Regions from separate parts of the Homo sapiens genome. Here region 1 is linked to region 2. A link is an interaction called in ENCODE POLR2A ChIA-PET data of the cell type or tissue named here. Cell type or tissue: Panc1. All regions are shown on one strand. Links, peaks and the distances in the headings refer to the core of each region. The heading gives the core; the rest is flanking DNA. Region 1 holds the start of LOC107985085 (a long non-coding RNA gene). Region 2 holds the start of ARL4D (ARF like GTPase 4D).

What was found. ChIA-PET counts read pairs that join two places held together with the same protein. Peaks named below come from ENCODE experiments on the same cell type or tissue, not always from the same donor. Only the 100,000 strongest peaks of a DNase experiment are listed, where the experiment ranks them.
Region 1: POLR2A ChIA-PET joins it to region 2 with 12 read pairs; 4 of 35 experiments call an interaction of 5 or more read pairs at or near these places.

What each region holds. Positions count from the first base shown.
Region 1 is chr17:43,681,262-43,697,320 of GRCh38, reverse strand. All of the region lies in intron 3 of LINC02594 (long intergenic non-protein coding RNA 2594), which reads right to left. It overlaps LOC107985085 (a long non-coding RNA gene), which reads left to right and starts at 6,558. Exons shown (of 3, transcript XR_001752895.2): 1 at 6,558-6,755. RefSeq lists enhancers at 5,728-6,228, 6,229-6,729. In Panc1, for the core only: no CTCF peak of the experiment used is centred there; no DNase peak of the experiment used is centred there.
Region 2 is chr17:43,394,750-43,410,808 of GRCh38, reverse strand. ARL4D (ARF like GTPase 4D) reads right to left here and starts at 11,816. Exons shown (of 2, transcript NM_001661.4): 1 at 11,716-11,816; 2 at 9,672-11,148. The coding sequence starts at 11,076. The coding sequence ends at 10,471. It also overlaps the pseudogene RNU6-1137P. RefSeq lists enhancers at 3,937-4,437, 11,189-11,692. In Panc1, for the core only: no CTCF peak of the experiment used is centred there; a DNase peak (open chromatin) is centred at 9,278.

The DNA of each region.
Region 1 (16,059 bases), core at 11,118-13,617, 280 kb before region 2:
CGCCTAACACAAATAGGAGAGCACGCTGCCCTCTCTGGGTAGGCCCCTCATCTGGGTCCTGGTTCCAGTCTGGTACTGAGCCTCTGGAGGACAAGGGTCACATTTATTCCAATTTCTCTTCTGCATGCCCCAGTGCCCACTGAGCACAGTGGGAATACAAACACATTTATTATGCACTCTGCATATGACTAGAAGGAACTTTGGAGCTCAGATCCACCCTTTACACAGATGGGGAAAATCAAGGCTCACACCACAAGGTGAGCTTGGTGGTATCTTTACAACTCCAGGTAGTGACAAAACCAGGATGCAGATTCTGAGGAATGAACGAGTGAGAGAATGAAGGGAAATGGGGCAACAGTCAGCATGAGCAAGGGCTGACCTATGGTGGGTCTTAGCCTTTACTGTGCTCAGTGGCCCCACAGCACCATCGTCTCTCCAAGGAGCACGGAAGCAGCCCCCCGTGTGGGGTATGGGCACAGACCCCAGGGCCCAGGCAGGCAGGGGATGTGCCAGTGGTCCTTGCCACGGGCCACCAGCTTTGCCACCCTGCTCCAGGGCCCTGGCCTCTCCCCAGGGTGCAGGACGCCACTCCCAGGCACTCTGGCTCCGTTTCTTACCAGGCTGCTCTGGGATGGCAGCATCCCAGCATCGCTATAAATAGCATCTCTCCTGGGCCCCAGACGGCCAGTTGGCAAACACTATAATTTGCTGAAAAGTTTGGAATGTGTCTAAAAATGAAGAAGGCAAATGAGACCAGCCATGAGGGGGAGCAACCGGCGTATCCATTTCAGAGAGGGGCTGAGCCTCACTCCTGCTTCTTGCCAACTTCTTTACAAGGGCACTGCAGGCAAAGCTTCAGGGAGAGGGGACAAATATGAGTCTAGGAAAGAACTATTGTCATTTCCAGCATCAGCTGTGGCGGCTACCTCTTGTATTGGCCTCACCCCTGACCTTCCTGTCCTAACCAAAGAACGAGAGGAACTGCCACTGCTTAACCCTTTGTTGGGCTGTGCTAATGAAATTGAAGGGAACATGGTGAGCATGCGAGGACTGTGAGAGCCAGAAAGAAACCCCCAAAATAATTTCATTCAATAGTTTCATCCAAACTCTCCCAGTTTGCAAATGAGGAAGTGACTTGACAAAGGCCGGGCACCAAGTTGAAGCAGAACCAGATTTTGGCCAAGGTCCCTGGGCTCCCAGCTGGGTGCTGGGCATTGGATCCCAGGCCTGCTGTGAGGGCTGGCTCTCTTAGGGAAAGGGGAAGGGTCCCATGGCTCTCCCATCATGCTGAAGGTTGACACCTGACAAGTCACTGCAGCTTTCCCTTGTTCTGCTCTGATTCTCATTCTACTCTAAGGAGGCACAGCCACCATTATCCTGATTTTATGGCTGAACAGGCCGAGCTTCAGGGTAGAAACTCATCCTCATCCACAAAGCCATGGGAAGGCTTGATTAGAATTTACCACTCTGTCCCCAGACACTCTGGGCTGTTCCCACCTTCAGGTAGAACTCACTGCCTCAAAAGCCACCTTTTACTGTTCTTTGTCTTATCTTCTGGGATTGTGATTTTCCCTGTAGGAAAAATCATGGACAATGGCAGTAGACTGGCGTGGTGGCTCACACCTGTAATCTCAGCACTCTGGGAGGCCAGGCAGGTTGAGACCAGCCTGGCCAACATGGTGAAACCCTGTCTCTACTCAAAATATAAAAATTAGCTGGGCGTGGTGGTGGGAGCCTGTAGTCCCAGCTATCAGGGATGCTGAGGCAGGAGAATCGCTTGAACCCGGGAGGTGGAGGTTGCAGTGAGCCGAGATTGTGCCACTGCACTCCAGCCTGGGCAACAGAGTGAAACTCCATCTCAAAAAAAAATTCTGAAGTAGAGCCCCAGATCCAGCAGTCTCACTGTATGATCTTGGGCAAGTCACTTCCCTTCACTAAGGCTGAATTTATCCTTATGTAAAACTATAATAAAAATAAAAGCTTCCTTTGGGAGGCCAAAGCGGGCAGATCACGAGGTCAGGAGTTTGAGACCACCCTGGCCAACATGGTGAAACCCAGTCTCTACTAAAAATACAAAAACTAGCTGGCCATGGTGACAGGCACCTGTAATCCCAGCTACTCAGAAGGCTGAGGCAGGAGAATTGTTTGAATCCGGGAGATGGAGGTTGCAGTGAGCCGAGGTCGCACCATTGCACTCCAGCCTGGGCAACAGAGCGAGACTATGTCTCAAAAATAAATAAATAAATAAAAATAAATAATAAAATAAATGAATGAATAAATTAAAGCTTCCATTCACAAAGCACATGGTCACGGGCTTTATGTGCATTTGTTCTCTTTGTCTTCATAACAATCAGACGGGCAAGATATATTCCTATCCTATTTTACAGATGAAGAAATTGAGGCAGGGGGTTAAGTGACTTGTCCGAGATCACATCAGATTTTCACAAGTTGGAAACTCACTGCACCAGATGCTCTGAGGTCCTTTACAGCCTTAATAATTCTGCCTTTTGTGGTTCCAAACACAATAGAAATTAGCAATGGCTCGCTTGGTAGTTCTCAGCTCTTGCCAGCTGAGAGGCTTCATTTGGGGGCAGAAGACAGGGAGTAGGGAGAGTTCACATCTGTGAAAAGTCTGTACAGAGGAGGAGCCAGGATGCCCGGTCTTGGCCTGTCAGCCAAGGCCCTCTCTCTCTCTCTGCAGAAGGCACCTGCCGCCCTGTGGGGCCGCTTAGTGAGAACTGTGGCTGAAAAGCGACATCGTGTGTCCAGTTGTAGAACTGCACTGTTAGAGAACTCCAGGACAATGAGGAGTGGAGGGAAATATTCTGTTGTTGTGGACTTGAAGGCGCTTTTAAATTATTTGTAAAGTTTTAAAAACACACAGGTGCCAGAACCTCAGACCTAGAGAACCAGCATCTCAAGCAGTAGGACAGAGACCTGTTTTTTTAAGACTTGGGCGATTCTGTGGCAGCCTAGCTGAGAACCGCAAGTATAGACAGCTTTTAAGGGGGTGCTGGTATGCTGGTCAGAACTTCTCAGCTGCAACACCTCCACCTGGTGTTGCACTTCTGTCTGGGATACCAGAATGTTCTAGGCAGCTGACAGAAACAAATCCATTAGACATTATTTATAAAGGAAAATCTAGCTGCATTGTACATTTGATTTGTGCTTTGTTAAGAAATAAAATGGCCGGGTGCAGTGGCTCACGCCTGCAATCCTAACACTCTGGGAAATGAAGGCAGAAGAATTGCTTAAACCCAGGAGTTTGAGACCAGCCTGAACAACATTGGGAGACCCTGTCTCCACAAAAAAAATAAAATAAAATAAAATAAATAGCCGGGCACAGTGGCGTGCCAGCTACTGGGGACGCTAAGGTGGGAGGATTGCTTGAGCCCAGGAGGTCGAGGCTGCAGTGAGCCATAATTGCGCCACTGCACTCCAGCCTGGGTGACAGAGTGAGACCCTGTTTCTTAAAAAAAGAAAGAAAAGAAAAATAAATAAAATGGCAGCTGGTAAAAAAAAATGAGTATAGAAATAGATTCAGTTATTTTAGAGAAATGTCAGTGAAATTCAGTCCATGTATAGAGGATACAGAAATCTTTTTTATTTTTTTTTCTTTAATGAAGTGGCTCTCAACTGGGAGCAATGTCTGGAGACATTTTACGGCTTTCACAACTGGAGGGTGCTACTGGCTTCTAGAGGGCAGGGGCAAGGGATGCGGCGGAGCATCCTGCAATCTACAGGACAGCCCCCCACAACAAAGAATTACCCGGCCCCAAATGTCCATAGTGCTGAGGCCCCAAGGCCCTGCTTCCATGAGCACAAAGGACTCCCATTTTTCAGGTCCCCTGAGGGTGGGGGCTCTGCCCTCTTCATCCTCTCTCCCGGGACCTAGCAAGAGGCAGGTGCTCAGTACATACTGCATGACAGAAGTTCAGTGAGGGGCATTTTGAGAAAAATTATCTAATGTGGACACATTTGCAAACCTCCCTAATATGCACAGTCCTGGGTGCATTTCTACATGGCATAGACTGTCTGAAGCTAAAACATCTCATTTGTCAGCTGGACACTACCCAAGTACACCAAACACAACCTGGGAGTCAGGGGAGATAGGGGTGGTAAGGAGGATTCAGACCCCGTAGAAACGGGTTAAACCTCAGCTCCTTCAAGCTGTGTGTCCTTGGGCAAGTTGCATAACTTCTCTGGGCCTTAGTTTCTTCCTCTGTAAAATGAGGCTAACACACCTTCTCACAGGCTGTTGTGAAGGTTAAATGGCATTGTGCGCAAAAAATGATGAGCATGGCCCTGTATGTGCTGATTAAATGTTAGCTATGTGGGCCAGGTGCGGTGGCTCACACCTGTAATCCCAGCACTTTGGGAAGCTGAGGCAGGTGGCTCACAAGGTCAGGAGTTCAAGGCCAGCCTGGCCAACATAGTGAAACCCCCATCTCTACTAAAAATACAATTAGCCGGGCATGGTGGCAGGTGCCTGTAATCCCAGCTACTTAGGAGGCTGAGGCAGGAGAATCGCTTGAACCCAGGAGGCAGAGGCTGCAGTGAACCAAGATCGTGCCACTGCACTCCAGCCTGGGCGACAGAGCAAGACTCCGTCTCAAAAAAAAAAATGTTAGCTGTGATTGGCACCCTCATGACTGAGGTCTGGATTGGTTGGGTGTGGCTGCTGTGCTGCCAGAGACAAGCTATCACTCACATTGTATCTGAACAAGAGTAATGATGGTGCATAATGAATACATTGGGAAGAGGCAGAAGGCCTTGGACTCACTAACTCAAAACCTCCGTAGGAGGGGCCTGGGAATATGCATCTGTAATAAACTCCCGGGCTTTTATTTTTTTGAGATGGCGTTTCTCTCTTGTTGCCCAGGCTGGAGTGCGATGGCGCAATCTCAGCTCACTGCAACCTCCACCTTTGGGGTTCAAGCAATTCTCCTGCCTCAGCCTCCCAAGTAGCTGGGATTACAGGATTACAGGCACCTGCCACCACGCCCGGCTAATTGTTTGTATTTTTAGTAGAGACAGGGTTTCACCATGTTGGCCAGGCTGGTCTCAAACTCCTGACCTCAGGTGATCCACCCACCTCAGCCTCCCAAAATGCTAGGATTACAGGCCCAGGTGATTCTTACAGTTGGGCAAATTTGGAAAATCTGGCTTTAGTACAAAGACTTTGGAGTTAAGCTGCCAGGCTCTGCTACTTACTAACTGGGTGATCTTAGGCAAGCTACTTAACCTCTCTGTGCCTCGATTTCCCCACCTGTTAAGCCCTTGCCCAGCACTACTGCTGGCATCCAGTAGACTCAAGAAATGGCAGCTCCTCCCGCCTCTTTCTCAAGTTTAATGGTGTATGATCTTCACCTTCATCCTCCATACAAGGCCTGCCTTCTGCTCCTGTCATTTCTCTCTGACTCATCCTTTCTCTAAGTCCCCACTGGTCCTTGGTGGGTCTATTTGGTGCCCCTTGGCCTCCTCATGGGCTTCTCTAATTCTTGTCCCCACCATCTCACTGAGTCCATCAAGCAGAAGCAAAAACAGAACATGTGCTGTGGTTTGTAGTTTTCAAGGCATATTTCACATATTTTACCTCATTGACTCTTCCCAGATCATCCTGAAGCATCGCCGTCAGGATCTCTGCAAAATGAGTGAGCTGAGTCTGAAGCTCAGGGTGACTGACTGTCCTGAGCCCCAGAGCAAGAAAACAGGAGCATCTCTGCCTCCCGGCCCTGTGCATTTTCTCCGGTGACCTGAGGCCTCTCAGTTCCTCCCACTGCCCCTAGTCTGATTCGCATCCTGCCCTTCTGCTGCTCAGGAAGCAGCTCTGGCTCCCCAGCGATCAGATCCAAGTGCCTACACCTGGTTTCAAGGCCCATCACAGGCCACAGCTTGGAATCATTCTCCCCCTCCTGGATTTCCTGCATTTCCCAGACTTTCCATCAACCCAGCTGGGCTCCTCTCTGCCTCTCATCCTCCCTGCCTCCCTGCTTGGATGCAAGCTGTCTCCCTGCACAGCACCCCTTATATAGAGTGGATAGCACAGGGAGGAATGGAGGCATGCCATGCCTGGGGTCCCTCCAAACCCCCATGCCTGGCATCACTCCCTCAGCCCCTGCCAGGTCTCCTTCTCCAGGAAGCCTCCCTGCCCTTCAGTGAGTATCCAGTGCTCAGCCAGGCGGTCACAGCCTTTTGCTGCTCCTCTCCTGCCCTGCCCCCACCCCTCACACACACACTGGCCTTTGGTCCCTTTCTGCCCAGCAACTCAATCTTTTGGTGTTATTTGTATTTGTATTACCCTATCTGTCGAAAGGGGTCGGGTGGGGTGGGGGAGAGGGCTGCCACCCCCCATGTGGAGCCCACCGTGAGACCATGAACAGAATGGGGGTGACTGACAGGGCTCCTCTGCCACCTTGGCTGCTGGGGGCAGTGGTAGAAATCACCACTGGCTATTGTGACCTCCAAAGGCACTTGTCACTACACAGTGACACAAAGGTTGGTTTCCGGCTCCTCCCCGTGGCCAGCATATCCCTGGGATCCAAGACAGGTCCGCATCATACTGCCAGGGGATCCTCGGGGTTAGGCACCCAGGAATGGATGGGATGCAGGCAGGGCTGGGACTGGTGGCTGGCTCTATTGTGCTCTGATGCTGCAGGAACAGACCAGATGTCATCCAGGGGCCCGGAATTTGGGGGGCGCCGCTGGGTGTGGCAGCATCAGAAGCCTCAGATCCGCATCTCCATCTGCCACAGGTGAGCTCTATACCTCTGAGCCAGTGGCCTGTGGGAGTGAAATAATCAGAGCCACTTTGAGGTCAGAAGGTACAACAGGGGTGAAGGATTGGGGTGGGGGAGGGGTTGGGGGTCCTGGAGGGCTGGTGCTGTGTTTCTGCCTTCACTCCTGACATCCTCTTGCAGTACAGGGTGAATATTTTTACCCACATCTTGCAGGTGAGAAAATAGAGGCCTGAGAGGCTGTGCTGGGAGTTCACACAAGATTCTTAGTCCTGGCACCACAAGAGTCACATGCCAAGTCCCAGGCTGCATCCAAACCAATTGAATCAAAGCCTCAGGGGAGCGGGACCCAGGCAACAGTATTTTTATGGTCCCCATGTGATTGTGGTAGGGCAGTCAGTGGGGAGAAGGGAGACTAATGGCTCAGACGGCACTTTGCAAACTTTCAAGTTGTGCAAAGTTCCCTTTGTGTCTTTGTGTAGCTCCTAATCCACGCTGAGCCTCCGTCCTCATCTGTAAAATGGGGATAATACGGTTCCTTGAGTTGATGAGTTGAAGTGCTTTCTTAATTAACATTGCAACTTGACCACCCGGCACTCTTGGTTCCCTTTTCCCTGTGTGGAGGGTTTGTTTCTGTTTTGCCATAGCCCTTACCACGTGTGAACATATGATATATTTTACCTATTCAGGATTTTCATTCATCAGTGCTTGACACTCCCCTACCTCTGCTAGAACACCATATGCATGAAGGCCAAGATCTTCATCACTGCTTCACTTTTATTCTTTCCTGTATCCCAAGCACCAAGCAGCACAGTGTTTGGCACACAGTAAAGTGCTTAACAAATAGCTGTTGAATGAATGAATGTGCCTGCCACCATCTCATACATGTTACAGGCATCACTGCTGCTGCTGGGCTTGTGGTCTGGTCTGCAGCCTTCTCGCCTGAACCGCTCACCTCCCAAGCTGCTTGCAAACTGAATAAAGCTCTCCCAAAGTCAAGCTGATCGCTCCTTTCCCTGAGAAACATGCCTCTGTCCCTGCTTCTTGGGGTCTCCCCAGCCCACCATCTCCCCTTGGACACAGAGTGCCAGAGCACTAGCAGGGAGAAGTGGCAAAGTTTCAAGATTTCATTTGTAATTCTTTTCAGATGAAATGTCAGAAATATTAGAAAGGCAGAGTCATAAATCTGATCCTAATATAGCATAGAGCTTATTAATGAAGAATAAATCACCAAGGGAAACCTCCCCGGGGTGCTTCTCCAGGGCCTGTGGGGAAGATGGCATATTTATGTGCAAGCGTAGCGGGTCTTTTACCTTCTCAGATATATGGCCAAGGCAGATTTGTCAGGGCAGTAGCCTTAACATCAGCCAATTATATTTTTTTCTAGTAAAAATTAATCTATTCTATAGAAGTCTCCTAAGCATTTATTGGATTAGGATCACATCCAAATGTAGAAAATTAAACACACACACAGTGCACACCACGGCAGGACTCTGAGAGGCCCTGAAATGGAATGACAACCACCCCCGCCGACCTCTGCTCCCTGCCAAGATATTCTCCCAACTGAAAAACTCAGAGTGAAGGAGCCAGAGGGAACAGCCTCATTGCACAGGTGGAGAAACAAAGGCCCAGAGAGGGGATAGGCCTTGCCCAGGGTCACCCAGATTGCTAAGGCTGACATGAGACAGGAACCCCAGGTCCGGGCTGGGTCTGGTGGCACACACCTGTAATCCCAGCACTTTGGGAGGCTAAGACGGGAGGATTGCTTGAGCCCAGGAGTTTGAGTCCAGCCTGGGCAGCATTAAAAGACCTCCATGTGTACAAAATATTAAAATAATACAAAAATCATCTGGGCATGGTGGTGCACACCTGTAGTCCCAGCTACTCAGGAAGCTGAGGTGGGAGGATCACTTGAGCCCAGGAGGTTGAGGCTGCTGCAGTGAGTCTCAATCACACCACTGCACTCCAGCCTAGGTGACAGAGACCCTGTCTCAAAAAAATGTTAAAAAGAACCCCAGCTCCTTCTTCCCACCTCAAAAGATGTCCACATCCCAATCCCCTAACTGTCCCAATGTGAATATGTTACCTTATGTGGCAAAGGGAACCTTCCAGGTGTGATTAAATTAAGGATATGAGGATGGAGGGATTTATCCTGGACTATCCAGATGGGTCCAATATACTCAAAAGCGTTCTTATAAAGGACAGAGGGAGGCAGGAGAGGCAGAGGAGGAGATGTGATGGCAGAAGCAGAGGCTACAATGACACGGGGCCATGAGCCAAGGAGTGCGGCAGGCTCTAGAGGCTGGAAGAGGCAAGGACCAGATTCTCCCTGGAGCCTGCAGAAGCACTGCAGCCTGCGGGCACCCCGCTTTTCAAACTTCTTCCCTCCACAACTGTCATAGTCCGTCTGTGTTCTCTGAAGCCACTTGGTTTATGGCAGTTTGTTACAGCAGCACTAGGAAACTCACATAGTGTTAGAAGGAGAAGCATTGCCAGGGAAACTGCACCTGGCAGTGTAGGCTTCCCTCTGTACTCAGTGCTAGGGAGGTACCCTTACCCTGAGGGTCACCCCAGATCACCCCAGAGTCATGTGGCTCCTCCTCTCCAGAGGCCACAAGGCCACCACCCCCTGCCTGCTCTTCCCTCATTCATGACGTTCTCACCCTCACGTGCTGGGCTGCAGCGGGGTCTCCCACTGTTTTCTTAGTCCCCCAGACTCCTGCAGCTTTTCTGCAGCCTGACCTCCTTCCAGATGGTTTTCCCTAGTACCTCACCTTTCCCCATCCCTCCTCTCAAAGACGCTAAGGAAAGAGCGACTTGCACCCAGGGCTTTTTCCCGCAGCCCCTCCCTGGTTCTCAGCCACTGTCTTCGGTCACCTCTCACTGCCTCCGGTCACCTCTCACTGCCTCGGGAGCCTCAGAACACCAGCCTCCCCTTCCCATCTCCGCTCTGGGGGCCTGCTCCAGTCTGGTGATTCCTCTCTCCATCTCCCAGCACTTGGGGACAGTTATGTCACTCAGAGAGCTCCCAGGGAAGAACCTGAAGAACAGACCCAGATAGAGGGGAGAGAGGGCAGTGGAACCTTATGGAAAAAGGGGCAGGTAGCCAGTGGCTGTGGTGCAAATGTTCTCGAGTGTGGCCCCCGGCCTGCCTAGCCTGGCTGATGCTTATTAAAAGTGCATATTCGGCCAGGCACAATGGCTCATGCCTGTAATCCTAACACTTTGGGAGGCCGAGGTAAGCGGATCACTTGCAGTCGGGAGTTTGTGATCAGCCTGACCAACATGGTGAAACCCCATCTTTACTAAAAATGCAAAAATTAGCCGGGTGTTGTGGCAGACACCTGTAATCCTAGCTGCTTGGGAGGCTGAGGCAGGAGAATCGCTTGAACTCAGAAGGCAGAGGTTGCAGTGAGCTGAGATCACACCACTGCACTCCAGCCTGGGCAACAGAGTGAGACCCCGTCTGAAAAAAAGAAAATGCATATTCTGGCTGGTGACGATGGCACATACCTGTAATCCCAGCACTTTGGGAAGCTGAGGCAGGAGGATCACTTGAGCCCAGGAATTTTAGTCCGGCCTGGGCAACATGTCGAAACCCTGTCTCTACAAAAAGCACAAAAATTATCTGGGTGTGGTAGCACACACCTGTGGTCCCAGCTACTCAAGAGGCTGAGGTGAGAGGATTGCTTGAGTCCAGGAGATTGAGGCTGCAGTGAGCTGTAATCAGGCCACTGCACTCCAGCCTGGGCAACCAAGCAAGATCCTGTCTCAAAAAAAAAAAAAAAAAAAAAAAAGGCCGGGCACGGTGGCTCACGCCTATAATCCCAGCACTTTGGGAGGCCAAGGCAGGTGGATCACGAGGTCAGGAAATCAAGACCATCCTGGCTAACACGGTGAAACCCCATCTCTACTAAAAATACAAAAAATTAGCCGGGCGTGGTGGCAAGTGCCTGTAGTCCCAGCTACTTGGGAGCCTGAGGCAGGAGAATGGCATGAACCTGGGAGGCAGAGCTTGCAGTGAGCCGAGATCGTGCCACTGCACTCCAGCCTGGGTGACAAAGCAAGACTCTGTCTCAAAAAAAAAAAAAAAGGTCAGGCTTGGTGGCTCATGCCTGTAATCCTAGCACTTTGGGAGGCCAAAGCAGGCGGGGCTGATCACCTGAGGTCAGGAGTTCAAGACCAGCCTGACCAACACGAAGAAACCCCATCTCTACTAAAAATACAAAATTAGCCTGGTATGGTGGCACATGCCTGTAATCCCAGCTCCTCAGGAGGCTGAGGCAGAAGAATCGCTTGGACCTGGGAGGGGGAGGTTGCGGTGAGCCGAGATCGCACCATTATACTCCAGCCTGGGCAACAAGAGCAAAACTCGGTCTCAAAAAAAAAAAAGTGCATATTCTAGTTGGGCATAGTGGCTCATGGCTGTAATCCCAAAAATTTGGGAGGCCAAGGTGGGAGGATCTCTTGAGACCTGAAGTTAAAGATCAGCCTGGGCAACATCACAAGACCCCAACTCCAGAAAAAATTTAAAAATTAGCCAGACATGGTGGCGTGCACCTGTAGTCCCAGCTACTTAGGAGGCTGAGATAGGAGGATCGCTCGAACCCAGAAGTTTGAGATTGCAGTAAGCTATGATTGCACCACTGCACTCCAGCCTGGACAACGAGACCCTGTCTCTAGAAAAAAAAAAAAAGGCACGTATTCCTGGACACCCCTCTCACCAATAAACACATCCTTGCCAGAGCAGAATCTCTGAGAGTGGGCCCAGGAGTCTTCAGTCTACCATGCTGCTGGGATGTGTCTTATACAAAAATCAGGAAGTAGGCCGAGCACAGTGGCTCGTGCTTGTAATCCCAGCACTTTGGGAGGCCAAGGCAAGCGGATCACCTGAGGTCAGGAGTTCGAGACCAGCCTGGCCAACACGGTGAAACCCTGTCTCTATTAAAAACACAAAAAATTAGCCAGGCATGGTAGCGGGCGCCTGTAGTCCCAGCTACTCGAGAGGCTGAGGCAGGAGAATTGCTTGAACCCAGGAGGCAGAGACTGCAGTGAGCCAAGTTTGTGCCACTGCACCCCAGCCTAGACAACAGAGTGAAACTCCGTCTCAAAAAAAAAAAAAAAAAAAAAAAATCAGGAAGTAGAAAGAGAATGGACTTTGAAGTCAGGGAGCTCTGGGCTGAACTCCTAGCTTTCCCCACCTCCTAGTTGTGGGAATGCTCTTTATCTTCTCCAAACCTGTGTTCTCTTCCATAAAGCTGGGGGCTCTGATCTGCATGTGGCGGGAATTATGAGGATTCAGATAAACAGGGAAAGCACAGAGGCAGATGCTGCGGACGCCCTCCCGCATCTTCTGGGGGTCCCCTCATCCTGGAGCCCAACGGACCTAACTTCTGACAGCCTGAGGGCCCCTGGGAGTGCTGAAGAATGAGTGTCCCACCCACTCCATCCAGCAGCCTTAACAAAGGACGGGGATGGAGTTGGTGTATAAGTACCCGCTCCCTCATCCTTCCAGTGGGATAACTCTGAGGTGCAGGTTCCATGCTGGCTCCTGAGTTTCCCAGCAAAATTAAGCTTCCGTCACCCGCCGGGGTGCCCTTCCTGACAACACGCCCCTGTAAGCTGCCTTCCTTCCCTGGGTCACCTCCCTACCCTCCTACTGGAGCTTCCTGTGAGCATCCCTCAAACAAACAACTTGCCCTCAAGTACTTGTCTCAGGTCAGCTCCTGCGGGACCCCAGGCTAACATAAGCCTGGCAGCCTGGAAATGAGCCTTTTTTTTGAGACAGTGTCTTGCTCTGTCGCCCATGCTGGAGTGCGGTGGCACAATCACAGCTCACTGTAGCCTCAACCTCCCGAGCTCAAGCCATCTTCCCACCTCAACCTCCAGAGTACCACCATTCCTGGGTAATTGTTCTCTATTTTTTGTAGAGACGGGGATTTCGCCATGTTGCCCAGGCTGGTCTCAAACTCCTGGGCTCAAGGGATCCACCCGCCTCGGCCTCTCAAAGTGCTGGAATTACAGGCAGGAGCCACCACGCCTAGCCGTGAGTTCTTTTTCCTCTCCTCGTCTTTGACTGTCAGTGTGGAGACCAGGTTGGCCCAGACCAAGCAAAGCCACCAGAGGGCCTGGATAGTGCTGTGGCTTGCAGGGATACATAGACACTGATGTCCGGGACCCAGCAAGGACAGTGTCCCCTGACTGTAAGGATGCCATCGAAGTCCCAGGAAAGGCAGCTCACCCTTCCCTTCCCCAGATCCCCAGTATCTGCTAGTCAGGAAGCAGAGCTATAGGCCCATCCACAAGAATCCCCTAATCCCACATCCCTCAGTCTGAAATTGGCCCTAACCACAACTTTCCCTATCTTCATCTTTCTTTCCTAGTTCCTCAGACACAAAGCAAACAGCCACTTCCCCGCTCCTCAGAGACACCTTGCCTCTAAATCTTGAAACTGCCAAGCCCCAGCTGGCTAGGCCACTGGCCACATGAATTCTAGTCCCCAGGGGCACTGAAGTCACCTCCCAGAGAAATCCCTATGATTTCATCTTCTATTTAATCTTTATTTCTCCTCATACTTTTCAGAACTTCAAATAATTTCTCGTTTGTAGTAACTAGGAAGCCATAAATCGCCCCTTTATGTCTAAGGAAAATCAATTGTTATTTGACATTTTACCTTAATATTCCCGACTTCCTTCAACTGTAATAAAGCTTCCATCTGCCTTTTATTTTACAGGCAATTAGTAAGTCACCTTTTTAAAATTTCTCCACATTTTCTATCAAATGAATGCTAGGATTGAAAGGGGAGAGCTGTTTTATGGGATTGAACTCACTGAGTAGAAGGGATTTATCTGTAGCCTTCGAGGTACCAACACTCATTAATGGGTTTTATTGATTTGGGGGCTTTTTAACCCTTAGCAATAATACAGGTGTCACCTGCCCAAGGCAGTTGGGAGGGGGCAGGGATGCTGGGAGGGGCTGTGAGGGAGTCCACACATTTCTGAGCCCTGGGCCCAAGCTAGAAAGGCAGAGAAATGAGATCTAACCCTTTGAAGTGTGATCACGCTCAGTGCAACCACACCCTCAGAGGTAAATCATAGCCCAGACACCCTCTTTTTCCTGGAGACAAAGTTGGAGTTTTTTGGGTTTTTTCTTCAAATTACCCAGGGGAATGCAATGCTTTTGCACCCCTATCATGGGATCAAAAGAAAGAGGCCCATTGTTGGGGTTCAAGGCCCTGGGCTTGGTCTGCCTCTTTTAGCCCTGGGGTTGTGGGCAGGCCAGGGAAGGAACCTCTGAGACTCAGTTTCCTACGATGTGAAGTGGAGAGAAGAATCTCCTCTTTAGCCACCTCTCAGGGCTGCTGGTGTTCGCCCCCAGACCACGTCTGTGAGAAATGCTTAGAAGACTATGCAGGGCGTAAGAAACTACATAAGGAACCAATGAGAATCCTAGTCACAAATGGAAACCTCAGTCCACAAACTCCAGAACGAAACCTTCCTTGCTTTTCTAGAACTCATCTTATGGGTTCTGTACCCCCCATTGCCTGGGCTGGTGGAACTCTGGTGCCAGTCTTTCCCTAGCAATTTCTCCAAAACCCCCCACGGCCTTTTCCACCATTCCCCTTCCTTGAAGGCCGCCATTTGACACTCAGAGCCCAGGAAGCCTTTCTTGGTCCAGACAGCAGGACTGGAAGCCTTAGAGCTGTCGGCAAGAGATGTGAGTCCTGTAGCTGAGGACAGTCCAGGCAGAGTATGAATAAGACGGCAAAAGTAAGTCCAGAAGACATTAATGGTAGACTTTGGGTGGCAGGTGTATGGGTGCTCACTATAAAATCTTTTCAACATTGCTATACACTTGAAATTTTTCATTAAAATGTTAGAAGGGAAAAAAAAGGCTTATTCTGGGGCAAATCCCCCAAGGTAGGGTACCCGCCTGTGATGGGAGAAAGGAACGAATGTGAGCAGAGGAGGAAGGCAAGGGGCCCTCTGAATCTAGACGAATTTGTTTGTGGGACCTGCTACGTTATTTGTGGGCCCAGTGCAAAATGAAAATTTGGGGCCCTTCCTTCATAAATTAAGAATATCAGCTAGGCACGGTGGTTCATGCCTGTAATCCCAGCACTTTGTGGGGCCGAGGTGGGTGGATCACCTGCGATCAGGAGTTCGAGACCAGCCAGCCTGGCCAACATGGTGAAACCCCGTCTCTACTAAAAATACAAAAATTAGCTGAGTGTGGTGGTACATGCCTGTAATCCCAGCTACTCAAGGAGCTGAAGCAGGAGAATTGCTTGAACCCAGGAGGCAGAGATTGCAGTGAGCTGAGATCACGCCATTGTACTTTATCTTGGGTGACAATAGTGAAACTCCATTTCCAAAAAAAAAAGAAAAAAAAAACAGTATCAAGATGGGACAGCAAAGCATTAAACTACGTGCCTTTCTTATCTTAGAGCCCTGGGTCCTGCATGGTTGCCCGGCCATGAAGCCAGCCCTGTCTGCTTGGGTTGAGAGGTCTATTTTGACCAACCCCTTCTGACCCATCTCTCCATTTCTAATCTTACAAGAACAATACACTGAACCTAGCATTTGATGCAAGTGAACAATAAGTGAGTAGGTTGGGACCTTTTCTTTTTTTCTTTCTTTCTTTCTTTTTTTTTTTTTTTTTGAGATGGAGTCTCACTCTGTTGCCCAGGCTGGAGTGCAGTGGCGTGATCTCAGCTCACTGAAACCTCTGCCTCCCGGGTTCAAGCGATCCTTCTGCCTTAGCCTCCTGAGTAGCTGGGACTACAAGCACGCACCACTATACCGGCTAATGTCTTTTGTATTTTTAGTAGAGATGGGGTTTCACCATGTTGGCCAGGCTGGTCTCTAACTCTTGACCTCGTAATCTGCCCACCTCAGCCTCCCAAAGTGCTGGGATTACAGGTGTGAGCCACCACGCCCAGCCAACCTTTCTAATAATAATAATATTTACTGCTCACATGGCCTTCACCGTATGCCAGGCACTGATTCAGCACCCCATGGACATTAACTCATTCAAGCCTCCCAGCAACCCTGTGAGACAGGACTATTGTTACTCCCATTTCACAGATGAAAACTCAGAGGCACAGAGAGAATAGGTCACTTGCCTAAGCTCTCAGAGCTGGTAAGCGGTAGAGACGAGCTTTGCTCCCAGGTAGCTGGGCTCCAGAATCATGCTTTTAACCACTCCACTCTGCCGCCTCTCCAAAAAGATAGTCAGGACAAGCCTGACAGAGATGGCCCCCTGGATGGAATTTTTGCTGGTCCCAGGAGGGCAACCTTCTTGGCATGGCTATAGCGCTCAG
Region 2 (16,059 bases), core at 7,800-10,299:
ACCCAGAGCTTCCCACAGGATCAAGCCAAAACCAGACTCAGCTGTGAAGCACATCCTTGCTTCCCCACTCTGTGCCCCACCCTCTTTCCTTTCCTCCCTTCTCCTGAGAGTTTGCCTCACAATAAACCATGTGCCGCCCAAATCCCCATCTCAGTCTGCACATCAAGGGAACCAGATCTAAGACACTTCTTTGGGTACAAATTGCACCTTAGCTCCAGTGCCTAGGATGCTGTGTCAGCCCCTAGTCAGCCTTCAGTGCACAATAAAGATTTTTAAAAATTTTTTCGGCCGGGCGTGGTAGCTCACATGTGTAATCCCAGCACTTTGGGAGGCCGAGGTGGGCGGATAATATGAGGTCAGTAGCTCAAGACCAGCCTGGCCAACATGGTGAAACCCCGTCTCTACTAAAAATACAAAAATTAGCCAGGCCTGGTGGCGTGAGCCTGTCATCCCAGCTGCTCAGGAGGCTGAGGCAGGACAATCACTTGAACTCAGGAGGCAGAGGTTGTAGTGAGCCTGGATCGCGCCACTACACTCCAGCCTAGGCGACAGAGCAAGACTCCGTCTTGAAAAAAAAAAAAAAAATTCTAGTCTCTCACTATGAAACTACAGTAAATAATGCTAAATACTATTCATATTATATGTGGTTAATTGAAAGAAGGAGTGATTGGTTGAATTAATGCTCTGGATGGGAGATAAGTAGGTGGGGGAATTTATTGTAGGACCACCCCCCCATATACACACACACGTTAACCAGATGCCCATGGCTCATCCCAGTACATCCTGTCTACATATAGGCCACCTGCTTACATCTATGCAAAGTCAGGGACAGATAATCCAGTTTGTGGATTATCCAGACCCCCAGCTGGCATGTTCCTTCTCAATATTGCCTCCCTGAACCCTCCCTCTGCTCCAGCACTTTCCCGGGGGTAGAGGGTGGGCAGAGACAGGCAGCAGGGGAGGGCAGGATGATGAAACCTCAGTCTGTCAACACTGTTGCTGCTGCCTCAGCAGTCTGATGAAAGATTAGAAACTATTGGGTAAAATCATGTTAGGAATTTTCTATGGATTCCAGGTATCTGGGCTCATCACCAAGTAGACAATTAAGAGTTGTTTGTGTGGTGAAAACACCTTGAACAAGGCCAGGAAAGTCACCTGCTAAGTAACCAAGTTTGGATCACTGAGAATCATAGTATGATAAGATACCATCTTAAAATGATTTAAGATATGCAAAGTCCTCTCCTATTCTGAAAGCTTTCCAAGAAAAGAAGTATGTGGATCTTTCAGGTTTTTCAGTCCTTCCTATCAAGAAGGCCTTCCTATAATTTACCTTCCTTCCATACTGTTACAGTTCTGGTCTGTTTCTCTTTTTTTTTTTTTCTCTGAGACAGGGTCTCACTCTGTCACTGAAGCTGGAGTGCAGTTGCAGTGGTTTGAACACAACGACTGCAGCCTCTGCCTCCTAGGCTCAAGCAATCCTCCCTCCTTAGCCTTCTGAGTAGCTGGGACCACAGGAGCCACCATGCACAGCTAATTTTTCTTTTTGTAAAGACAGGATCTTCTTTAGTTGCCCAAGCTGGTCCTGAACTCTGAGTTCAAGCAATCCTCCCGTCTCAGCCTCCCAAAGTGCTGGGATTACAGACATGAACCACTGCGCCTGGCCCTGTTTCTCTTCTGATTTCAGACAAAAAGGAGAACAAGTGTTTCATTCTTTTACTCATAATGCTCCTTCCCCCCAAATATGTGGATGCACTATCTGTAGAAACAGAATGTGAAGCCGGGCACAGTGGCTCACGCCTGTAGTCCCAGCACTTTGGGAGGCCAAGGTGGGTGGACTCCGAGGCCAGGAGTTCAAGACCAGCCTGGCCAACATAATGAAACCCCATCTCTACTAAAAATTAGCTGGGCATGGTGGCAGGCACCTGTGATCCCAGCTGCTTGGGAGGCTGAGGCAAGAGAATCGCCTGAGCCTCGGAGGCAGAGGTTGCTGTGAGCCGACATCACGCCACTGCACTCCAGCCTGGGCGACAGAGCAAGACTCCATCTCAAAAGAAAAGAAAAGAAAAGAAAAGAAAAGAAAAGAAAAGAAAAGAAAAGAAAAGAAACAGAATGTGAAGAATGTGAGCCACATATGTAATTTTAATATTTCTGATAGCCACATTTTAATGTTAAAAAGAAACAACTGAATCTAATTTTAATCATTTTATTTAACTCATTATGTAAAAAGTATCACTTCAACATATGCATAATCAATATAAAAAGTATTAATAAGAAATTTTACATTCTTTTTTCACATGAAGGCTCTGAATCTGTTGTGTATTTTACACGTACAGCATATCTCAGTTCAGACCAGCCACACTCCCCATGTTCAATCACCATGTGTGGCTCATGGCTGCCATATTGGACACCACAGGTCTAGAGCTTGGGAGTCTCTTCTTTGACACCTGCCCTACAACCTACTCTTCTGGAGTAGGAGGTAGAGAATGTGAATCTAGATACAGCCTATCCTCAGGTGACAGTGGGAGGAGTTGAAGGACAGGAGTGGTGGACAGAGTCTGAGAGTGTCTCAGGCCAGGTAATTACAGGGAAAGGAGGAACAAAACTGTATCTATTAAACCTCAGACTCAGGCCTTTCCTCCTGAGGAGTAGGTGGAGCCAAAAAGGTGCTCCGAAGCCTACAATGCTCCAGGTCCCTCATTAATCAGAATACTTAATTCTGGCTCCAAGCTGACTTCTTTTCCTTACCTCCTCCAGGAAGCCTTCCCAGATAAATTCTCCAACCTTAACTGATAGAGACCCTGTCTCTAAAAAAATAAAAGAATTAGCTGGGCATGGTGGCACATGCCAGTAGTTCCAGCTACTTGGGAGGTTGAGATGGGAGAATCGCTTGAAACTGGGAGGTCAAGGCTGCGGTGAGCCAGGATTGTATCCCTGCGCTCCAGCCTGGGTGACAGCAAAACTCTGTCTCAAAAACAAGCAAACAAATAAAACAAAAACAAAAAAACAGATGAAGAGAGAAAGACTATTAAAGAGCTTCCCATGCCCACCTTGTACTGAGAACCATAGAAAGTGTACTAGAAAAGATCTGCTATTGCCTACTCAATCCCCTCACTTTACAGATGAGTAAACTGAGGCCAAGAGACTAGAAATGGCTCGGTCAAAGTCACAGAAGTTGGTGGCAGAGCCAAGTCTTAACCTGTATGTTGCCTTGTGGGTTACTGTTTGGGGCACTGCAAAGTCAGACTGGTGGCTCTGTTCCTCCCCCATCAGGCTAGGAGAGTTCCAGAGAGTGAGTAAGCAGTTCTGTCTTCTCTCTCCTTAAGGATAAGAGAGGCATCTGGAATGCAAAGCAATGGTAATCTTATAAAAACAAATACAATCAAAAGCACCAAACTTCACTTTCAACAAGCTTTTGAAACCCAGCTGTCCCCCCACCCTCCTCCAAAGGATTTCTCATGAGATTTAACAAATTTAATAGGAGGAGGTAGGGACTGCTAAAGAGATAAGCTCTCCCGCTTGCTCACCTCCCCACCTCCCCACCTCCCCACCTCCCCACCTCCCCACCTCCCCACTCCACTGAGGAGGGGCATAGACCCAGGATTTTCCCAGGAGCCTTAAGTCAAGCCCCAAACACTCCAGAGTGACCAAGATATCTGCTACTTCAGGCTTCTGCTTCCTTTTACAAGAGTCCTTGAGCTATAGCAGTTGGTGGGAGTCTCTACATGGGGGTGGGGTGTCTGTATGGGGGAGGTCCAGGGCTCCACTGCTGCCCAATTCATTCGGGCTGAAGTTTCCTTCTCTGTGTTCCCTTCAGAGCATACACTCTTGGTCTCAGCCTCACTTCCTCCCTAAGCCAAATCCCGGGAATCTATTTCAGGGCTTGTTTCGCCCACTCTGCCTGACGTCTGTGACAAGCTGGGTGCTAGGGAGTCCTCACCATCTGCCCACCTCCGCCACCAGCCAGGCAGTCCCAGGTGGCGCTCAATCCTTAGCCCCGGAAAGTGAGCCCAAGCTTACTCGCTATCCCTGCAAATCCTCTGCTGAGTTGCTGGTGATTTTATTCCTTACCTCCCAAAAAGCACAGGCGCCTTTACTGGCAGCTCTGGTGAAAAAAATTTTAAAAAAATAAAAAATAAATAAGGAGGCCAGGTGCAGTGGCTCGTGCCTGTAATCCCAGCACTTTGGAAGGCCGAGCCGGGCAGATCACCTGAGGTCGGGAGTTCGAGACCAGCCTGACCAACATGGAGAAACCCTGCCTCTACTAAAAATACAAAATTAGCCAGGCATGGTGGCGCATGCCTGTAATCCCAGCTACTCAGGAGGCTGAGGCAGGAGAATCACTTGAACCCAAGAGGTGGAGGTTGTAGTGAGCCGAGATCGCGCCATTGCACTCCAGCCTGGGCAACAAGAGTGAAACTCCGTCTCAAAAAAGAAAAAAAAAAAAAAAAAGCAAGAGCACTGTAATGTCTCCTCTACCATATACACACATCTTAGCTTGAAAAAGCCTTGAGATCTGGGAATAGAGGATGAGGAAGCTGGATTTAATTTCCCTCCCACCCAACCTCTACACAAACACATAAACTTTGGCAGTATCTATGACAACTTTAAATACATACACCCTTTGACACAACAATTGCAACTCTAGGAATATATCTTATGGGAAAGCTTCCCCAAGTGTACCAAAAAATATATATGCAAGGAGGACCATGGCTGTGGGCAGACTGTGTCTTCAACAAGTGATTTAATTAATTAATGATGGTACATTCATACAATGGAATCTCATGTGGTCATCAAAAAGAATGAGAAAAATCCAGATGGAAGCCTTCCCTTCTGAAGCCCCTCCTCATGAGGGCAAAGATGGCAGTGGTATAATGGAATAATGGCATGCATGGAATAATGTCCAAGATATAAATGAGAAAAGCAAAACTGTTTGCTTTATATAATTCCATATATGTTCTATAGACATACCTCTTTTGTACATGCAGAGAAAAAAATTCCCAGAAGAATATATAAAAACCTGTTCACAACGGTTAGCTCTAAAGTTGAGATTATAAAGTTTCTTCTTTTTCTTTTTTTTTTTAGACAGGACCTTACTTTGTCCCCCAGGCTAGTGTGCAGTGGTGCAATCTTAGCTCACTGCAGCCTCGACCTCCCAGGTTCAAGATATACTCCTGCCTCAGCCTCCCAAGTAGCTGAAACTACAAGCATGTGCCACCATGTCTGGATAATTTTTGTATTTTTTGTAGAGATGGGGTTTCGCTATGTTGCCCAGGCCGGTCTTGAACTCCTAAGCTCAAGGGATCTACCCGCCTCAGCCTCCCAAAGTGCTAGCATTACAGGCATGAGCCACCGTGCCCAGCCAGTTTCTTCATTTTCTTTTTCTTTTTTTAATGTTTCATTAAACAAGTTGTGAGATTAGGTTTCTTCATTTTCTAAATTTAGATTTCTTCCACATAGAGATCTATAAGATCTATTACTTTTCCAATGAGGGAGAGAAAATTTTTTTTAAAAAGAAGGAGCTGGCCGGGTGCAGTGGCTCATGCCTGTAATCCCAGTACTTTGGGAGGCCAAGGCGGGTGGATCACCTGAGGTGAGGAGTTTGAGACCAGCCTGGTCACATGGCAAAATCCCGTCTCTACTAAAAGTACAAAAAATTAGCCAGACATGGTGGCATGTGCCTGTAATCCCAGCTACTCCAGAGGCTGAGGTAGGAGGATCACTTGAACCTGGGAGACGGAGGTTGCAGTGAGCCAAGATCATACCACTGCACTCCAGCCTGGGTGACAGAGAGAGACTCCGTCTCAAAACAAAAACAAAAACAAACAAACAAAAAACTCTCAGGGCAAAGTAAAAATTTAAAAAAAAAAAAAAAAAGGCTGGGCGCGGTGGCTCACGTCTGTAATCCCAGCACTTTGGGAGGCCGAGGCGGGTGGATCACAAGGTCAGGAGATCGAGACCATCCTGGCTAACATGGTGAAACCCCGTTTCTACTAAAAATACAAAAAAATTAGCCGGGCGTGGTGGCGGGCACCTGTAGTCCCAGCTACTCAGGAGGCTGAGGCAGGAGAATGGCATGAACCCGGGAGGCGGAGCTTGCAATGAGCTGAGATCACGCCACTGCACTCCAGCCTGGGCGACAGAGCGAGACTCCATCTCAAAAAAAAAAAAAAAAAAAAAAAAAATAGGAACATGGCTGGGTGTGGTGGCTTGTATTGCTAATCCCAGTGCTTTGGAAGGCCAAGGCAGGAGGATCGCTTGAGGTCAGGGGTTCCAGACCACCCTGGCCAGGCAAGAGGGCAAGGCCCCATCTCTACAAAAATAAAAAATAAAAAGAATAGGAATATCTAACATGTTCAAAAAAATTTTTTAAGGGAACAGCGAATACCCTCTTCTGGATCATCCAGAGGAGGAGGTCTCATGCATCCACCCACAAACTCCCCAACAGATGGCCTTGGAAATGAAGTGCAGCCACACTGCCCACCCTTTCCAGCTGAATGCTGGCCTGGGTCTCCCTTGCCACCCTCACTCCCTCCCTTTCCTCTCTACCCACTGGCCCCATTCAAAACAGGCTTGTGTTAGAGAACATGCTGTCCTGTGTGCTCCTAGCACTTGGGCAGAACTCAGCACTTCCCAGGCCCTGGTGGAGGTGTCCATCTCAAGAAAGACTTGCAATGACACGTGGTCAGGATAAAGGAAGGATGGGAACTTCTGGCCAGATTTGAGGCCAGACCTCTGCTGGGCTTAGGAGATAAAGCTCTCACTCCCCAGGAAGGGGAGTGAGAGAGCGGAAAGCTGGTCCTTAATCTAATCAAGGAGAGGGAAGAGGGAGGGAGGGGGGAATCTGAGCTCTGAGATAACTGTGCTCGCTCCCTGTCTCCTACCTCCTATCCTCTGCCCTGGGAGTACAAAGACCTGGCCTGGGAGGAAGGAGCTGGGTGCACTGCTAAGTGGCCGTGTATCCGCGGGCAAGTCACTGCCCACTCTGGGCCTTAGGGACTTCTTTCCTTCCTCTGTCTTCCTTGAGCCCTTGCAGCATGGAGAGGACTGGAAAGGGCATGGGAAAGTGGGGGACCACTGCCATCTTTGCCCTCATGATGAGGAGCTCCAGGAAAGGAAGGCTTCCATCTGGATTTTATGTTCCAACCTGTGCAAGAAGGGGTGGCTGGGTGGGGAAGGACAGCTCAGAAGAAAGCCTCAACTCTGGGGTTGGGCATGGTGGCTCACGCCTGTAATCCCAGCACTTTGGGAGGCTGAGGCAGGCAAATCACTTGAAGTCAGGAGTTCAGGACCAGGCTGATCAACGTGGCGAAACCCCATCTCTACTAAAGATACAGAAATTACCCAGGCATGGTGGTGCGTGACTGTAATCCCAGCTACTTGGGAGGCTGAGACATGGGAATTACTTGAACCGGGGAGGTGGAGGTTGCAGCAAGCCAAGATCGCACCGCTGCACTCCAGCCTGGGTAACAGAGGAGGAAAAAAAAAAAAAAAAAACGGCCTCTACTCTGGAACTCTGGGTCTACAGCAGGTTTCCCTCAACTTTACAGGCAACTAGCCTCAGCCACACCACTCTTGGCCCCCAAGGAAGAGCTCCTCAGCACCCATGCCAGGGTCTCGAAGAAATCCTACTTAATAGAGAAGCCAGTACAGGGCAAATATAACCTCACTCTCCATCCTGATCACACCCTCATTCCTTGCCCTTGCCCTGAGTTCAAAATGCAGAATCTCTGGGCAGGACTGGAGAGTGAGAGGTTCTCTCTCCCTCTCTCATCCTGCAGATAGGAAGTGATCCCTTCCCTTCCAGCTCTCCAGTCCCTTTGATGAGCCAAGGCAGGAGGATTATTCCAAAGCTCCTGACTCTGACCCGGCCACAATTTGTGGCTTTCTACTCAGAATTCCCCAGTGTTCCCCTCTCCCCACTACTCTGGCAGAGCAGTTGGCTTCTCCGTCTCTCTCTGACACAAGCCCCCATCTTCCTTTAGTGCCACCAGCTGGACAGTCAGGCCAGAGGGACTGGGGAAGAGCCTGGGACATTCAAAGGCCTCCTGTGGACCATGATCCCTGACCGCCCCCAGGGCTGGGCATGGGGAAGCAGAAGATACCTGTTTTAAGCAGGTAGGGAAGGAGTGTGGTTGGAAGAGCCAGAATCAGGAGCTGACATCTTGGAGGCCCCTCTGCTAGGGATTGGGGAACACCTCTGCACCTCTTCCCCCAAATCTGGAGACCTAAGTACACCAAGTGACAAGAAATGAAAATGTATAATTGAAGATTTTAAGACAAAAGAGCAGAATTTGGGTGGGGTGGGGAGGAAAGATCTCCTGGCAGGACAGAGGGTCAGTTCTGGCCAGTTCCTTTCCAGCCTGGACTGGGGCCTCAACCTGTCCTTGGGCTATAGGACTGTGCCCCAAAAAGACTGGGAGAGGAGTCGCAGGTGTGTCTGGGGGAGGGGCAGGTAGCACATGTTCCCAGCAGAACCAGCCCAGCAGTTCTGTCAAGCAGGCCCTAGCACTGACGCACACTTGGGCACCCTTCCGGATCAATGCACACTCACCCCAATCCTGCCAGCTACAGGGATGGGGAGGGGACCAAATCTGAGCTTCTGGCAGCGCTGGGTAGGAAGAAGCAAGTTCTTTAGGAAACCTTCCCCAGAAGTGGGGGTTGCCGGCACCTTCTCTTTCTCCCCAGGTCCTTTCATCTGATTCCGGAGAAGAGGAGACAGAATTGGGGAGAAGCAGGGTGTGAACGCTGAACCTGCTCTGGGGATTGTGTGTTTGCACAAAAGGTGGCAGGGGGTGGCTGGAGGGCTCGACAACTGGAAAGAATTGTGCTTGTTTTTTTTCTTTTTTAGAGACATGGTCTCCCTATGTTGCCCAGGCTGGTCTTGAACTCCTGGGCCCAAGCCATCCTCCTGCCTCAGCCTCCCAAAGTGCTGGGATTACAGGCGTGAGCCACTGTGCCCGGCCTTGTGCTTAGTTCTTACTCACTGCTCCCACCCAGAAGATTAAGAGGATCTAAGGGTTCTGTTATCAGACATAGCTGGCCCTGGTGCTGGTGAGTAGGGGCACTCAAGCCCTTGTAATATTAGCATTTTATTCTTACAATCACCACAAATACTGGGGGCTTATGTCTTCCCCCTTCTATCTTGGAGTCTGGAGGGTGTATGTCCAGCAGTCCTCTCTGCCACCAAGCACAAACAGCTACTACTTCTGCCCCTCTCGTGAGAAGAGCTACCATTCCCAGAGCTGGAAAACTCATGGCTTAGTCACCAGGGCCAGGCTGGCTCAATCCAGCCCAGGCCTCCCTAGCACCAGCCGCTGCCATCATGCCAGTGAGCCAGTCAGCAGGATTGAGTACACAGAGGTGACTTAAGGCCAGGGAGGAATTACTTTCCACTCTCACCACATCTTACAAGGAGGAAAAAAATCAAACCAACCTAAGACTGGGGAAGTGGGGAGGATGGGAACAGAATGGCTCTTTGAGGACTTACCTATATAGACTTAGGTGTCACCAAGGTCAAGAACCTAGGAGTAGCTCAGACTAGCAAAATTTGAAGTTAAATCTGCAAGGAGCAGTTGATATAAGGGACAAGTAAGACCCAGAGGATGAGGGGAGGGGTGTTAAATCAGAGAAAAAGGAAGTGACCCCACCCAAAAAACTACAGAGATCAGGCAATAGCTTGAGGGGTTTTCCACTCCCCCCTATAATTTTCACAAGCCATCCCGTAACACACAATCTAATTTTTATAAGTGCTTGCTTTGCAAATTCAGCTTCAAGATAAATCTCCCTCCCCCTGCGCCACAACCCCATATAGAAATCTTGAATTGTCTCTGGGGCAAGATAAGGAGAGGAAAATGCCCCAGACCAAGGTAAGAGCTACAGTTATCAGTCTTTAATAACTTACAGGCAAATGCTAAAAAATAGTTAATAACAATAATACAGAGGACACACACAGCTTATAAAAAGGGTCATGGATCTACAAATGTGGGGAGGGGTTCTTGGCACTTTCACAGACACAAAAATAAAAACTATGTGACTGGTATTCCTAGAAAAGCAGCCTGGGGAGACTCCCCAGTTGGGGGACAGAGGAAGGGGAGATAGTTATTTCATCCCAAACACATTCTCCAAGTCACTTCCATCCCCCCGCCCCCAAACACATCCAATTAAAAATTTTTAGCCAGAGAAGAAAAATAAGAAACAGGGTCGAGGTAGAGTCACAGTTTACATTTACGTCTCCACAGTCCTGCAGCGCCCACTTCTCCAGAGAGGATGAGAGAGATATGCAAAGACATCCCATCTCCCATCCCCACCCCAGTGTGGCACCAAAACGGGACACCCCATGCTCCTCTCTCCTTCATTGAGGTGGACAGGTCCTGCACCCCAGTCTGACTGAGAGGTCACAGGCTGGTCCCACCCTGCTGTCCAAGTGTGCAGACCCCTACTAGGTGGGAGGAAAGGGAGGGGGGGCTTGGGTCACCGTCTCTTCTTGCCACCCCGAGCTGCCTTCTTCCTCTTGAGGATCATCTCATAGAGGCGCTCAAGGCCCTGCTGCAGGCCCAGACCGTCCACAGCGCTGCAGCCTTGCACATGAGTGAGAGTGGCGGCTGCTAGCTCTCGGACTGCCAGCCTCTTCTCCACCTCAGCAGCGCTCAGTGCCCCGGGCTGGTCCTGCTTGTTGGCCAGCACCAGCACTGGCACGCCCTGGTTGTCCGAGGCCCGGCTGATTCGGTGCAACTCCACCTTGGCTTCCTCCAGCCGCTCAGCCTCCGCAGCGTCCACCACAAACACTAGACCGTCTGTCCGGCGGGTATAAGAGCGCCACAGTGGTCGCAGCTTCTCCTGCCCCCCGACGTCCCACACTTGGAAGGTGATGCCACGCGATCCCCCGAGGGGCACCCGGATCTTCTCGGTGTTGAAGCCTTTGGTGGGGACACTCTGGACAAACTCCTTGAACTTGAGGCGGTAAAGGAGGGAGGTCTTTCCAGCAGAGTCCAGCCCAATGACCACGACATGCAGGGCTTGGAAGTGGGGCAAGAAGGAGGAGGCAGTGGGCGCCATCTCAGTCAAGTGGTTCCCCATAGTGAGCTAAGGCGCCTAGTAGAGGCAGGGAGGCCTTGAAATTGAAGGTTCCAGGGAGCACAGCTGGGTTATCTGAACCAAGAAAAGGTCATGGGAGAAAAAGGAGACGTTTAATAATACACACAAGATTTGCAACTTCTTGATCCCTTCCTAAATCACCCTCCCATCCTTCATTTTTAAAATTCCTTTCCTTTTTTTTTTTTTTTTTAAGGCATAACAGAGGTGTTCCCCCACTCCCTGGGGGGGTCGTGAGGGGGGCGATGGGACCTAGAGAGACTCCCAGGTCCTGGGCCACTCAAGTGGGGGGTGAGGGCTCGATCCATGGACAGTGGGCTTCTAGAGCCTCTTCTCAGAGCTTATGGCGCCATCCCCCAGGCAAGATCCCCGAGGGACGGGGGAAGTCGACAGTGCCCCCAAACTAAGAGCTAGGGTGCAGACGCTGAGACCGGAGATTGAGTCCGGCTCCCACCCGCCCTCCGCAGCCCCAAGCCGTTGACACGGTGCCCTTCCTTACTCCGCGACCCTCGCCCCACCGCCCCGCGACACTCTCCTGCCCGCCCGCCCTCCTCCGATGGCCGACCCCAGCTCCAGCGGCCCGGCACCGGGACCGCCTCAGCACGGTCTGCAGGGTCCGTTTACCTCTCGTGAGCCGCGCTCTCCTCGAGCCTTTCCCGGTGAAACACCGCAGCCGCCCCGCGAGACCCCCGCAGACACCCACCGCGCCTCCAACCGCTGCCTCTGCAGAGCCTGCCTAGGGTTCGGCCTTAAAAACCCGCGTGTGACGTCACAAGGCGCGGGACAATCAGCGGCGGCGGGGCGGAGCGTGGAGCTACGGGCGCTGCAGCCCCCACCATACGCGGAGGGGCGTTTGCTTAATCCGTGGCTGCTCTATTTGACCTTTTCTACCACACTCTAATATTTGGAATTAAACTTGGAATTAATGCAGAATGGAGGGTGGGAGGGGCGAAAGGAACGTGCCTGGCAACGTTTGACTCGGGAGGAAAGATATGAATACCCTAATATTCTCACTACCATCGCATCCCCCTCCACCAGGCCGAGATACCACCCCACATGGACACTCCTTCGGCCAAAGGATCTACTCGGAGAGGCTGACAAGTCTTTCTCCTTTATCTTTCATAATTCAATTGTCAAACCTAAGGTGAACCTGGAGCCCCATAAAACAGCTGCTTCATAGTGCTAAGCCCATTATCTGCAATAGCCTGTTAGGGACTGTTGTCTGCCTTTTACAGATACACAAAGCCCTGAAGGGTTAAATGACCTATTTGAGGTTACACTCAACAGTATGTTTAGGCGCAGTGGATCATACCTGTAAACTCAGCACTTTGGGAGGCTGAGGCAGGCACATCACTTAAGCTCAGGAGTTCCACCAGCCTGGACAACAGGGTGAAACCCCATCAGTAATAAAAAGACAAAAATTAGCCGGGCGTGGTGGCGGGTGCCTGTAATCCCAGCTACTCGGGAGGCTGAGGCAGGAGAATCGCTTGAACCCGGGAGGCGGAGGTTGCAGTAAGCTGAGATAGCGCCACTGCATTCCAGCCTGGGCGACAGAGCAAGACTCTGTCTCAAAACAAAGCAAACAAAAAAAAAAAACCAGTGTGTTTATTGGGCTGGGCACGGTAGCTCACGCCTGTAATACCAGCATTTTGGGAGGCCGATGTGGGCGAAGCACCTGAGGTCAGGAGTTCGAGACCAGCCTGGCCAACATGGTGAAACCCCGTCTCTACTAAAAATACAAAAATTAGCTGGGTGTGGTGGCGGGCGCCTGTAATTGCAACTATTCGGGAGGCTGAGGCAGGAGAATCACTTGAACCCGGGAGGCGGAGGTTGCAGTGAGCTGAGATCACACCATTGCACTCCAGCCTGGGCAACAGAGCAAGACTCTGTCTCAAAAAAAACAAAAACAAAACAAAACAAAACAAAAAACACTGTGTTTATTGACCTCATTCATACTGTGTGCTCTGAATGAGACAGAGAGATGGTGGAGAAATAGAGGATGTCTCGGCTGTAGAATCAGGCCTCAAAGGGCTTAAGACTTAAGACTGGCAATGACAGAATGAGACAGCACATGTATTGGGTCTTTGTAAATCATGAGATAGCACTTGTAGGATTTCAGAGAAGAGAGAGAATGTGTCAACTGGAAGCTTCTGAAAAGGTTTATAGACGTTCTTTAGCCCTATCTAGGACTGGTTAGGAGGGGCACAGGAATGAGTAGGGTCTCCCCAGCCACTGCAGCCTGCTACAGTCTGGGCAGCCCTGAAAGGAAGGAGATGTCACAAAGGGCAGTGTGACCAAAAGGACAACAGCAATTAGGTGGGGGAGAGAAGAGGGCCAATCAAAGAAGAATGAAATTGTAAATTGTAACTTTATCTATTTATTTATTTATTTATTTATTTATTTATTTTTGAGACAGAGTTTTGCTCTTGTTACCCAGGCTGGTGTCCAATGGTGCGATCTCGGCTCACTGCAACCTCCACCTCCCAGGTTCAAGCAATTCTCCTGCCTCAGCCTCCCGAGTAGCTGGGATTATAGGCATGTGCCACCACGCCCGGCTAATTTTGTACTTTTAGTACAGACAGGATTTCTCCATGTTGGTCAGGCTGGTCTCGAACTCCCGATCTCAGGTGATCCGCCCGCCTCGACCTCCCAAAGTGTTGGGATTTACAGGCGTGGATTATTTTATTTATTGTGTAATTCAGTATTAATCTTTTTAAGGGCTATGTGTGAGAGGGATTGGAAAAAGGAGAAGGGAAGTCATTGCCAGACAGCACGGCCCAGCCTTTTCCTGCCCACCCTCCTCAATCAAGTGCTGATAAATAAGCTTCCCATCTGTTTGTCACCAGTGTGCTTTGCCACCTCCTTTTTCTCCCCTCCACTACAAAACCAGCCACCTGGTTTCCCCAGCAATGCAGGGAGCCTCCCCAAATCCCTAAAGACCTTAGGAAATTAGTCTAAGATTAAGACCTTAGGAAATTAGTTTGTTACACCCCAAGTTGGAGGGTGACAGGTTGCAGCAGCAGCTAACGTACAGGAGACAGACCTGAGCATGGTGAAGTTAGGAGAGGGGAAGACGGAGCAGGCCCAGCGGTTGAGAACCACTGCACTGTTGAGTGGCCACTGCATGCCAGGCTCTGGTCTAGGAACTTTGCTTACTTTTCCTTTTTTAATACACAAGTCAAGCCCATGAAGTAAGTATGGTTAGTCTAAAAAGAAGAAACTGAAGCACAGAAAGGTTAGGTAATTTGTTGAAGGTCATCCAGCTAGAAACTGGCCAAACCTGGCTTTGAACAAATGTTACAATGGCTATGAGACTGAAAACACACAAAAACTGAAAATACACAAGTTGTCTTGTTTCTTCCACAATCTTTGAAGCTTCTTTAACATGGCTCCTATAATCTGTCTTGGGACTCACATCCAAGACAGAAATTGTCACTTATCTGATAAAGGAAATGAAACTGACAATCCTACCCCACCCTTCCGTCTTTCATGTTTGCCAGAGAAGGTGTTAATGAACAAATGGGAAGGAGAAGGTGGGGCTGGGGAGGGGTAAAAAAAGGGGCCCAGCTCGTCCAGGTAGCACTAAGCTATGGGCTTACACTAATCCCTGCAGAGAACATCTGAACATTTGTACATTAAGCAATCATTTTTTTTTGAACGATACAGAAATTAGCATGGCCCCGTGCAAGGATGACTTGCAAATTCATGAAGCATTCCCTATTTTTTCAAAATTAAAATAAAAATAATTTTTTTTTTTTTTGAGACGGAGTCTCGCTGTTTTGCCCAGGGCGGACTGCAGTGGCGCTATCTCGGCTCACTGCAAGCTCCACTTCCCGGGTTCATGCCATTCTCCTGCCTCAGCCTCCCGAGTAGCTGGAACTACAGGTGCCCGCCACCGCGCCCAGCTAATTTTTAGTATTTTTAGTAGAGACGGAGTTTCACCGTGTTAGCCAAGATGGTCTCAATCTCCTGACCTCGTGATCCGCCCGCCTCGGCCTCCCAAAGTGCCGGGATTACAGGCATGAGCCACCGCGCCCGGCCTTTTTTTTTTTTTTTTAAAGACAAGGTCTCACTCTGTCACCCAGGCTGGAGTGCAGTGGCGAGACCATAGCTTACTGCAGCCTTGAACTCTTCGGTTCAAGAGATCCTCCGCCTCAGACTCCTGAGTAGCTGGGATTACAGGTGCGTGCCACCACATGTGGCTGGAGAACTACTTTAGATTGGTGGAAGAGTGTGCAGGAGAAAGTTTCAAAGCGGCGACGCTGAGCCAAGGTTTAAGTGACACTGAGTCAGATAAGCATCATTCTTCCTCAGAGCTGTCTCCTCCACCAGACTACGTGATCAAGGGCAGCAGCTGGTTCTTATCTGTAGCTCTACCATGCCCAGCACCATGCCTGGCACACATAGGCAGTCAGAAAATCTTGTGTGAATTAATGAATGCATGATGGAATAAATGTACTCAGAGGGCTCCCTGAGTAGGAGAACCAAACCTCCACCCTTAGCGTGGGAGTTTCCCAGCCTGGGGTCCTTGGGCCCTTGGGCCCTTGGGGGTTCTGTTGATACTGGGTTGGCCAGGAATTCCTACAAACCCTGCATTTCTAGGCAGTGTCTGAGTAGTATAGAACTCTCAGGCCTTTATTGGAGAGGAGGAACTTAAAGGAGAAAAACAAGGACCAAAAATGGGGATGACACTGGAGAGACAGGTTGCCCTTAGGACATGCTGGAACACCAGACTGAGATTCAGTGCGTGAGTCCCATCCTTCCATTCCTCACTAGTAGAGTGACTTGAAAAAGTAAAAAGCCACTTCCGGCCGGGCCCAGTGGCTCGCGCCTATAATGCCAACACTTTGGGTGGCTGAGGCGGATGGATCACCTGAAGTTAGGAGTTCAAGACCAGCCTGGCCAACATGTTGAAACCTCGTCTCTACTAAAAATACAAAAAAATTAGCAGGGCGTGGTGGCGCACGC